2 separate regions of the Mus musculus genome follow, and region 2 is linked to region 1. A link is a contact called in ENCODE POLR2A ChIA-PET data. All regions are on one chromosome and are shown on one strand. The core of a region is the stretch at or near the end of the contact, and the rest is flanking DNA. Distances in the headings are between cores, read along the strand shown.

The links. ChIA-PET counts read pairs that join two places held with the same protein, here RNA polymerase II (POLR2A).
Region 2: POLR2A ChIA-PET joins it to region 1 with 11 read pairs in embryonic stem cell. The contact joins the promoter of Mcmbp here to the promoter of Bag3 in region 1. POLR2A ChIA-PET finds 5 or more read pairs at or near these places in 2 of 5 experiments (Patski and embryonic stem cell).

What each region holds. Positions count from the first base shown.
Region 1 is chr7:128,520,650-128,526,537 of GRCm38, forward strand. It overlaps Bag3 (BCL2-associated athanogene 3), which reads left to right and starts at 2,934. Exons shown (of 4, transcript NM_013863.5): 1 at 2,934-3,395. The coding sequence starts at 3,210.
Region 2 is chr7:128,737,646-128,743,533 of GRCm38, forward strand. Mcmbp (minichromosome maintenance complex binding protein) reads right to left here and starts at 2,784. Exons shown (of 16, transcript NM_145955.3): 1 at 2,488-2,784. The coding sequence starts at 2,545.

The DNA.
Region 1 (5,888 bases), core at 1,684-4,183:
TTGTTGGAGTAGGTGTGTCACTGTGGGTAGGGCTTAAGAGCCTCATAGCTGCCTGGAAGTCAGTCTTCAACCTTCCGATGAAGATGTAGAACTCTCAGCTACTCTTGCACCATGCCTACCTGGATGCTGCCATGCTCCTGCCTTGATGATAATGGACTGAACCTCTGAACCTGTAAGCCAGCCCCCATTGAATGTTGTCCTTAGGAGAGTTGCCTTGGTCATGGTGTCAGTAAAACTCTAACTAAGACAGTTGAATATGGGGTGTCTCAGAAGAAAGGTTGGCCTTGAACAAGGTGGTTTCTGTCACTTAGGCTAATCCCAGAAAACAAGGTTGGTCTACATGAAGGTGAGCATGTTAGTAAACATTTTAAAGCCTATTTCTTCATCCACACAGATTTTAGTAAAAATTCCTGTCTTGTTGGGTGTAGTGGTGCACACCTTTAATCCCGTCACTCAGGAGACGGGGGCAGTCAGATCTCATCAGGTTTGAGAGCATAGTCTATGTATCACATTCCAGGACAGCCGGAGCTACATAGAAAGACTCTTATCTCAAAACAGCAACAACAACGAAATGTCTGTGTTCCTTTGGCACTGCCGACAGAGAAACGGGACACGTCCTCACCGCTTCTCACAGTATTCCCGGCAGTGGGTAGAACCAACTTTTCATGCCTAAACGGAAATGTAAGCGGCACATCATGGCTTCCACCACAAAGATCAAATGTGAGAGCCCACGTAAAGTCATTAACGTAGCACCTGACAGCGATTACCCAATAAGCACTAGCCATTATGAGTGTTGTTTTTAATAATTATTATTTACCACACACTGTGCTGGAGGATGGGGACACGGTGGTGATCAAGATCCTGCTCCTGCTCTTAAAAACTCAGCCCATTAAGTAAATCAAACAAACAAGCATTTACAGTGTAAAGCAATTGGTAGGGTGGGACAGGATGTGGATGGTCAGAGGACTAATGGGGGGGCAGCAGGATGTGTGTATGTGTGTGTGTGTGTGTGTGTGTGTGTGTGTGAAGGAGTGTATGCTAAAGGGAATGCTGGGAAAAGCCAAGCTGCCCAGGAGATGATGGTTGGAGTGGATAGAAGGGTTTCCATCCTGGTGGTGGAAGCAGTGTGTGCAAGATACAGTTCAGCAGGGTCAGCTGAAGTATGGACCAGGGAAAATGAGGAATACACCTTTGTGCACCAGACCAAGGAGAGTGGACTTGGTGGGTGCTTGAAAAGGCCTCTCTGGCTGCTATATGGGCAAGAGGTTTAGAGGCAAGCCCAAAGGCTGAAGAACCCATTAGGGTGCTGTGAAGGATCCAGGTGAAAGCGTAAGATGGCTGGGACGGAAGAAAGAGAAGAGTCACAGAGTCAAGAAATACTTAGCAAGATAGGAATGGATGGTAGGAACGAAGGGGCAATTTGAGGACAAAGTGGGGGTGCGGGAGAGATGACTTAAGAGCATTTGCTACTCTTATAGAGGACCAGGTTCAGTTCCCACAAGGAAGCTATAAACATCTATAACTACAGTTTCAGGGCATGCAATACCCTCTTTGGACCTCGGAAGGCATTGCACAAGCCGGCTCATACATATAAAATAAATCTTTATTTATTTTTTTTAAATATTTTTTAAATAGGGCATTGCTAGGCGTAGTAGATGGTAGTGTGCACCTTTAATCTCAATACTTGGGAGGCAGAACTATATAGATAGACCATATCTTTAAAAAAATATCCACAGCCAAGCAGTGGTGACACATGCCCTTGATCCCAGCACTTGGGAGGCAGAGAGATGGATCTCTGTGAGTTCAAGGTCAGCCTGGTCTACATAATTAGCTAGTTCTAGGACAGCCAAAACTACACAAAGATACCTTGTATTGAAAAACAAGCGAAAAAATTCACTTTGTATTCAGTCTTCAATAAACATCAATCTTTATTCCTTTATTGAAGATGGACTCTGGATTTAGCCACGTGCTGGGTGGGTTCAGGTATAAAGAAGCAAAAGACAGACACTGACCAGTGAGTGAATCTAAGTGTCTAGACCTTTCAATGTGACTATCAAATGATAATAAGTCAATATTCCCACATTTGGGCTTATACAGGTGTGTTTGGTGGCACCAGGCAGTACCTGAAGGCTAACTATGTTAATACTTATACTGAGGCTTTGAGACTTCAAAGTCAGTAAGAAGGTCTTTGGAAGTAAAAAAAATCAGCTTGTTGGAAATGTCTGGCAGAGTCCTCTAGTATTTGCCACAGAGTAAAAATCGGAGGGGAAGAGGCCAGAGATGTATCTTTGAAGGTCCCAGGACATTCTCTGAATCTGAGTCAGGAAATTGGCCTCAGTATTGGTTCCAGGTGTTTCTGAAGTCTAGTCACTGTGCGAAAGTGCCTATATAGAAGGCCAAGAGCACAAAGTTGTCACTTTAGTCCTTGCTTCTTCAGTTTTCCAAAGCAGGCAGGTGAGTTTCCACAGCTCTTTCTTTTTGTTGTGACCTCAGATCAGCATTCCAGAATTTCTCAGAAGTCATAAGGCCCTTGAGAAAAAGTTACTAAAAACGTCACTGCAGGACGCCAGCGTCACTGAGTGTGAAGAGAGAGAAAGAACTAGACTTTCCGAGTTTAAAGATGATTTAGTCCTTACACAAAGGTGGGGCCCCAGGTGTCGGCCCTTGGACTGCTAACCCCGGGACACCCCCACGCGGCACGAAAGAGTGGTGGGGAGTCCGGAGACAGAAACCAGCCAGAGAGCACAAGGACACCGGTGCGTGTCAACCTGGCGCGAGGCGCACAGGCCCCAGGACACACACAGGACAGGGATAGGGAGGGACAGCCTGGGTAGTCTAGGAGAAGGAGGGGCGGGTGACAAATCCCCGCCTCCGATCCCTCCCAAGGTCCCGCCCCGCCGCGATTATAGCCTATGACTCAGGGCGGAGCTCCGCATCCAACCCACGGCGGCCGCCAAGTTCTCTGGATGGGACCAGAAGTTTCTAGCCGGCCAGTTGCTGCCTTCTCTTTATCTCCTCCTTCCCCTTTGGCAGCTAGGAGGCTATTTCCAGACACTTCCACCCCTCTTCGGCCACGTCACCCAGTCCTTTAATTCATAAAGGTGCCCGGCGCCGGCTTCCCGGACACATCGGCTACACAGAGGTGCCCGCACTCCACGACCTCGTGACCCGCGCCCTAGCTCTGCGCCCCGGGCGGACCCTAACCCAGCATGAGCGCCGCCACCCAATCGCCCATGATGCAGATGGCGTCCGGCAACGGAGCCAGCGACCGAGACCCCCTGCCCCCGGGCTGGGAGATCAAAATCGACCCGCAGACCGGCTGGCCCTTCTTCGTGGACCACAACAGCCGCACCACGACGTGGAACGACCCGCGTGTGCCCCCCGAGGGCCCTAAGGTGAGTGGAGCTTGCCGTCCCACCTCGACGGCGAAGGGGCCTGGTCGAGCCAGGGCTATGCGAGTCACCCCACCCCGCGCCCTGCTGCGCAAGGAGAGTCCTTAACCATATCCGCCTCGAACGGGCGTCGGGCCGCAGAGAGCCGCAGGCAGGGTGGCCTTGGACGGTAGCCAGCGGGGTGCGACCCGCGTGGTGACATCGGGTGGTTTTCCACAGCCTCTTGCGAAGGGCGAAGGGCAGTGGTGGCCTGAGCTGCGGTGCGCCGCGTCCCAGGGAAGGGCGACCGGCCTGATGAGCGGCTGAGGCCCAGGCCAGGCCCGGCCGCCGCCTCTCTGTCCCGCGCGTCCCGTGCTGAGACCCTGGGCTCCCTCCGGTGCTGATGGCGCACGGCCAGGATTGAAAGGCTGCTGAGTGGAGTCTCCTGTGGGGATTTCACTTTCAAATTCAGAACTTAGTTGAGGCTTATCTTGAGTTTACTGGATCTTAGGCATAGAGTGACTCAGGAGGCTCGAGTAAATAAGTTATTTTCCCCCATTAAACTTATTATTACTGGTCGAAACTGCTTTCAGTTAGAGAAAATTCTGATACTACCACTATTTTTTTTTAAGATACTCTTTCTGACAGTTCCAAAACTAAAGATCAGACATTGTATCACCATACTTAGCCACTGCCTTAAGACTCACACTGGAGTGAAAGAATGTATTTTTAATGGCGTGATTCCTTGTTGTCCTTTTCAAATACTGGAGTTTTGTTACCAGAAACAGCTGAGGAGTCTGGTGAACACTAGGTGTATGCTTCATTTGCATAGATATTCAGGTTTGTGTACTTCAATCTAAAAAGCAAGAAAAATTGAAAATACAAATTTGGAATGAAGCCCAGCCTGGTTCAGGCCTGTCATCCCAGCACCCAGGAAGCTGTGGCGAGAGGATCTTGAGTTCAAGTCTAGCCAGGGCTATATAATCGGAGTCTATCTCAAAAGTTATTAAGTAATTAAGTTGGAATGAAACTAGCCTGTGTTGCAAAATAAGACCTTGTCTTTTTTTATAAAAAAAAAGAAAAAAAAGATTGAGCTGGGCAGTTGTGGCACACCTCTTTAATCCCAGCACTTGAGAGGCAGAAGCAGGCAGATTTCTGAGTTCAAGGCCAGTCTGGTCTACAGAGTTCCAGGACAGCCAGGGCTACACAGAGAAACCCGATCTCGAAAAACCAATAAAATAAAATAAAAATAAATAAAAATTCGATTGAATTTTGAGTGAAGAACTTAAAAATACAAATTTAGGTAGGATTTTTCTTGTTTGTTTTGTTTTTCTTTTTTTAAAATTAGATATTTTTTTATTTACATTTCAAATTTTATTCCTTTCCTCATTTCCCCTCCGAAAACCCCCCTATCTCATTCCCCCCCTCCCTGCTCATTACCCCACTCACTCCCGCTTCCCTGTCCTGGCATTCCCCTACGCTGGAGCACAGAGCCTTCATAAGACCAAGGGCCTCTCATTGATTTCCCACAAGGCCATCCTCTGCTACATATTGGGCTGGAGCCTTGAGTCCCTCCATGTGTACTCTTTGGTTGGTGGTTTAGTCCCTGGGAGCTCTGGGGGTAGTGGTTGGTTCATATTGTTGTTCCTCCTATGGGGCTGCAAACCCCTTCAGCTCCTTGGGTTGCTTTGCTTTTCAAGACAGGGTTTCTCTGTGTAGTGTTGGCTGACCTGGAACTCACAGAGATCCTCCTGCCTCTGCTTTCTGAGGCATGAGCCACCACCATCCGGCCACGTAGGATCTTTGAAAATATAGTTAACAGAAGTCATATTTAGCATAATGTTCAGTAATAATTTATGTACATTTGGTCCTTTCAAAATGAAAAGTTTGGTAAAGTAAATGCACTTTAAAATAGGACTCTATCATCAATGGGAGGAGAGGCCCTTGGTCCCGTGAAGGTTCTATGCCTCAGTATAGGGGAAGGCCAGGGCCAGGAAGCAGGAGTGGATGGGTTGGTGAGCAGGGGGAGGGGGGAGGGGATGGGAGTTTTCAGAGGGGAAACTAGGAAAGGGGATAACATTTGAAATGTAAATAAAGAAAATATCTAATTAAAAAAGGAAAAAAGAAAAAAAAAAATAGGACTCTACTTTGGGCCTGACCTGGTGGTACACAGCTTTAATCCCAGCTCTCAGAGGCAGAGGCAGGTGGATCTCTGAGTTCAAGGCCAGCTTAGTCAATAGAGAAATGTTGCCTCAAACAAACAAAACAAAACAAGAAGAAATACTCTTAACTTATTACTTTCTGGAAAAAAATAAAAGCAGTAAAGAGTTTATAAATTGTTTGGTATTTTCAAAAACTCACCCAATTAAAAATGCTTTATAAATCATTAACTTAGAAAATTCTAGTTTTCTTTTTATGTGTATGGTGCAAGGGATTGAACCCAGGGCCTTGAGAACTTCAGGCAAACATTTTCCTTATAACTATTGCTACAACTTTAGTATCCAGCAGTGAGCCACA
Region 2 (5,888 bases), core at 1,534-4,033, 220 kb after region 1:
TGAGATCTGACACCTTCTTCTGGTGTGTCTGAAGACAGCTACATTGTACTTATTTATAATAATAAATAAATCTTTGGGCCGGAGGAGAGAGCAAGGACTGAGTGAGCGGTGCAGACCAGAGTGAGCAGGGTTGACCGGAGCGAGCAGAGGTCCTAAAAAAAAAAATCAATTCCCAAACAACTACATGGAGGCTCACAACCATGTACAGCTACAGTGCACTCATATACATAAAATAAATAAATAGATCTTTAAAAAAAAAGCCAGAAGAGCAGGTACATGCCTGTAATCCCAGAATTTGGAGGCAAATGCTCAAGAGCAGCTGGAGCTACAGGGTACAGGGTACAGAGCTATACAGTATACAGGGTATCAGAGGAGGAAAAAGGGTGTAGGTCAGATACTAAGGTCATAATATACTCAGGTCAACAGGAGTGCAGTGAAGTTTGTTTGTAATCTCCCAGAGGCTGAGGTAAAAAATGGAGAATTCAAGGGCAACCTGGGGATACTAGTGAAACTAAAACCCAAGGGGGGGAAGTCTCTATAACCAACCGGAAGCCACTGGTTCTGGCATAGAAAGTGCAAGAGAGACGGGGAGGCTGTTGCAGAAATCCAAAACGTGACTAAAGATCCTGGGCTATGACAGCAGTGCTGGAGATGAAGATTTCTGGACAGGGTCAAGAGATAATTAATATCTAAAGCTGATACAGAGACTGGGTATGGAGGCACGTGCCAGAAGACCAGCTTCAGTGGTGGACTATTTGCCTGCTTGTACTGGGTTCAACCCCCAGTACGGAAATCAAAAATCAAACACAGACCAAAGAGTCTCCAGCTTTAAGGTACCCAATGTAATCACTGCGACAGGAAAACACAGCAGAAATACAGCAGAGCAGGTTATACACTTCTCTCCCAAAGAGTCATTCAGAGGGCAGCAGTGACCTTTCCAAAACATTCCAAAATATTTATAAAATATTGATAATCAAATGCAATTTTCCCCGAACTCCCTACAGCAGGACCGTGGTAGTGGGATATTTCTCATAAATGGAGATTCTGGCTGGGTAAGGTGGCACACGCAACACTCCAAAGGATGAGGCAGGAGGATTTCCATGAGCGCCAAGCCAGCCAGCTAGGGCTAGGGACCTGCCTCAAACTAAAGGGTAAGGAATTCTGGTATCGGTCATTGGAACTTAACCCTTTAAGTCCCAAACCTTTAACTACGGAGAGATTTTTTTTCCCCTAAAAATTTATCTACACATTTGCACTTTCACCCAGTACAGAACTGAACCCTGGCTTGACATTTGGGAATCATTGTTAGTCTCGACATGCCAGTTGTTGGGTCCAATATTTTGAACTTCAATTACTAGCACTTAGCGAAGGGCTCTGCCTTCCAAATGACAGAATCACAGGTAGCAGCTTACACACACCCTTTGATAACCACCCTAGATGGCTAGGTTTGAATCTGCCTCTTTCCACCTGCACTGTACTCAGACCATTCATCAGGCCAGGCACACATTCTACTACTGAGCTATAATACCCCAAGCCCGTGGTTTACTCTTTCGCGGGCTTGCACACCCCTGCCCCTGTTGAAGACACTGTGTGTTCACTGGCTATATAATCGTCATGTCTACCCAGCCCTTCTATCTGCCGGCTTTAGTTTCACCCTGGGAAACTACCTGATTAGTTAGAATTCTAGGTAAAATGAATCCGATCCGGTGGGAGCGTTACTACAGAAAACACATTCCACGGAGACCGGTGGCACAGGCCAGTCATTAAACGCACCGAAATCTGGGATGCGCGTGGGAATCGGAGGTCTGGTTAACCAAAAAAAGCAACGATGACAATTACACCTAGAATTTACTCAGCTTGCCTACAGCACTCTCGGCTCCCGTTCTGTGGCAACTCATCTAAGTAGTTGAGTATTTCTAGCTAGCCCTGGTACGGGAACAGGTAACAGAGCAGACGGGTTCTAATGTCAACAGGGCAGGAAGAATAATTTAAAAAAAAAAAAAAAAAAAAAAGAAGAAGCATTCTCCCGGATGTCAAGGGAAACAGAGAGAACTTCTGAGCGAAGGCTCGAGCACTCCCTTACACACCCCGGAAGTTTTGAAATATCCCGCAGGCTCCCACAGGCAGTGGCTTCTCTCCGCGGCCGCTCTAAGGGCCCTCCGTGGGCAAGGGGACCTCTCCGTGTCTGCAGCACCCGGGCTACGTAGGCCACCGGCCCGGAGCCAGGCCGTCAATCACAGCTAGCGCTCGGAGCCGCGGCCCCGCCGCCAGCGAGCCGCGGCCGGGCAGCGGGCAGGTGACGGGAGGCGGCGGCGGCGCCAGCGCCGGCGGCCGGAGACGGCTGCTTCTGCTCGGCTTCCAGGCCCGGGGCCACGCGAGCCCTCGGCAGTGATTCCCCCGGCCCGTCGTCCGGAGTGCGGCCGCGCGGCGGGCCTGGTCCCGCAAACTCCGCTCCCCTCCCGGCCCTGCTCGCCACGCGCCACTCACCGAAGAAGCCTTGCACGATCCCGAGCGGGTGGCTCAGCCAATCTTCTCCACAGGGCATGGCGCTGAGGGCCGGGGCCAGCGCGGCCCGTGCGGCGGGCGCTCCTCTGCGGGCCGAGCGCGCTCGGAGCCCGGCTTCTCGGGGGCTCGGCCGCTCCTCGTCCGCGCCCTCCCACGCGCGGGGGCGTCGCGAGCCACGGGCCTCCGCGCGTCTCAAGGAGAGGTGGCTGCGGTGACGGGCACGAGCGCCTCGGAGCTGCTGGCCAGCGGCCGGAGGGGTGGGGGGGAGACCGTCCTAGCCTCCACTTCTCACAATGGCGGGAAATCGCGGCCACCGACCGCGCTGCCAGCGACCTGGGTGGAGCTCGAGGAGGAGGGGCGGCGGGAGCGTGCTGCGCACTCCCGGAGGGGAGGGAGTGGGCGGGGCGGACGGCCATTTTGGAGACGGAGACAGGTCGGGCAATCCCGGGGCCGCCATCTTGGAGATGGGCAGAGGAGCGCGTCTGTGCTTGGTATAGTGGTCCCTGTGTGCGCGCCTGGTGGCAAACTCCATCAGGGTGCTTCATTGGCTCAAAGTTTGAGTCCTTGCACCTGGACCAAAAAGACGCACGTTCTGCCAACTTCAAGAGTCATCTCTAAGCAAAATTAAAGGTTGAAATTCTATTTGGTGTCTGATCATCTGATCCCCTTGTGCCTCTTGTTTCTGGTGGTAGAACTCTTCTAAGGTGCCCTGCCCAAAGTCCTGTATAAGATTTGCCCCCAGCTCAGTGAGTTCTTCCTGAACGATTTAATCAAGGAGGTTGTGTAGCCTTTGTGGGCATCTCAATATGGCCAAGGAACTGGCAAGTGCTCAGAACTCTCTCCTAGCCCAGCCTTTAGCTTCTAACCTCAAAACACCCAAATGATCTCTGCTTCCAACCTGGCAACTAGGGAGCTATGACAAGATTCCTATACAGCATACAGATCAGAACACTCTTACAGGGCAGACCCTGAAGGGCCTAGAGAATTTAGGAACTGTCAAGTTTTCATAGAGAAGACATTTTCCCTAGAAATGGGATATACCTCAGAAAACCCTGATTTCATCATCTATACCTACTCGGCTGTAAAAAGGTAGTGGTGATCTGAATGTAATCTAGAAAGTATATAGCTGAAGAATAAGAACTTCTTGGTGGCAGAACACTTGCCTGTCATGCAAGCCCTAGCAAGGGATCAAACAGAGAGAGATGGCGACAGATGAACAGAGACAGCTATGACCAAACCCAGAAACCTCTGTAGTTCAGAAGGAAAAGGGAACCAAACCTGCCCTTCTGCCTTTGTTGGTCCCCTGGAGGGAACGTATCCTTAAATCATAGCACTTGGGATATAGTCAAGGAAGGTCAGGAGTTCATAGCCAGCCTTGGCTACACACTGAATTTGAGGCCAGCCTGAGCTACCTATATATGACCCCGTCTCAAAAACAAATAGATAAAAATTAAGAGCTCCACAGTGGTGGCCCATGCCTTTAATCCTATCACTCAGGAGGCAGAAGCAGGAAGATCTCTGAGTTTGATGCCAGTCTGGTCTACACAGCGTGTTCTAGGACAGCCAGGGATACACAGGTTTTCAAGAAACCCTGTCTTGAAAGAAAAATTAAGTTTGTGATCACCCACAAAGAACAATAACTTTGTAGAGAAATGACAGAAGAAAGTAGTTCTTAGTTCCCAAAGGCAACAAGCTGCAGGAAGTCAAAATAGGAGAGATTCATGGTAGACACAGTATATAAGATCTTTCTGCTTCTGGGTTGATAAGGATCGAAAGCTCAGCCAGGCGGTGGTGGCACACAACTTTAATTCCAGCACTTGGGAGGCAGAGGTAGGCAGATTTCTGAGTTCGAGGCCAGCCTGGTCTACAGAGTGAGTTCCAGGACAGCCAGGGATACACAGAGAAACCCTGTCTCAAAAACAAACAAACAAACAAACAAACAACAACAACAAAAACAAAAACAAAAAAACAAACCAACCAACCACCAAACAAAAGGATCGAAAGCTCTTCCAGGTAACTAGCTTCTGTGTTTTCTGGTAGAAAGGGGTGGGAGGATGCCTTGAAACCCTCCTGCCTTTGTACAGACAATGGGAGGGCAAGCGGTTTTCTTATACATGGTTCTGCTCAGTTGCTTTCAGTTCAAGATAATCTTTATGCCAAAGTGGCATGATTTGGAGTGACTCGGGATGAAAGAGGGAACTAGGACTTGGCATTTCAATATGACTTTGTGTCTGACTTTTGTGAGTTGAGAAAACTAACGTGGCTAAGACACTGTAGTTGTCTGAATGAGAATGGCCCTCATAGGCTCAAAGGTTTGAATACTTGATCCCCAGTTGGTAGAACTGTTCAGGAGGGATTAGAAGGTGTGGTCCTGTTGGAGGAGATGTGCCATGGAGGCAGACTTAGCTTCAGAAACCTCCCGCCACTCAGTGTGCACTCTGCCTTCTGTTCTCAGATGATGATGTGAGGTCTCAGCTGTTCCTGTCACCATGCCTTTGCCCTGACATCGGAGACTCTGACCCTATAAAGTCATAAACCCAATTAAAATCTTTATAAGTTTTCTTAGTCATAGTATTTTATCACAACGATAGAAAAGTAACCATGACAGATGATATCACCACTGCATTCATCCATTCTTTCAGTAGAGAGAGTAGCCATGTTCTTGGAACCGAATGAGGGAAATTTCATATTTTAACTCTGTGCCTCATAATAAACAAATTAAAGCTATGTGTTAAGATATCTGGCTTTAGAGAGGCTATCATCTATCTATCTATCTATTATCTATCTATCTATCTATCTATCTATCTATCTATCTATCTATCTATCATCTATGCATTTAGCCTTAGTTTCCTTGGAACTCACTATGTAGCCCAGGCTGAGCTACATCTCCAGTGCCTATCGATGGATCCTTAATTGGGAAGAGTGCAGTCAAGAAGGGACCTGATTAGAAGAAGTTCACTCAGCCAGGGCAGTGGTGGCACACGCCTTTAATCTCAGCACTTGGGAGGCAGAGGCAGGCAGATTTCTGAGTTTCAGGACAGCCAGGGCTACACAGAGAAACCTTGTCTTGAAAAAACAGACAAAAAACAAGAAGAAGAAGAAGAAGGAGGAGGAGGAGGAGGAGGAGGAGGAGGAGGAGGAGGAGGAGGAGGAGGAGGAGGAGGAGGAGGAGGTGGTGGTCACTCAGTCACTCAGGGCATGCCCTTAAAAGGTATATCTCATTCTGGGCCCTCTTCTGTCCCTTTTCTCATCTTAATTGTTATTTTAGTTTTTTTTCCCCTTCCTGTTATGGTTTAAAATAAAAAAAAATCATATGTTGAAGTTAATTATGCAAAGTGATGGTTTTGGAATTTAGGCCTTTCTCTCTCTCTCTCTCTCTTCTC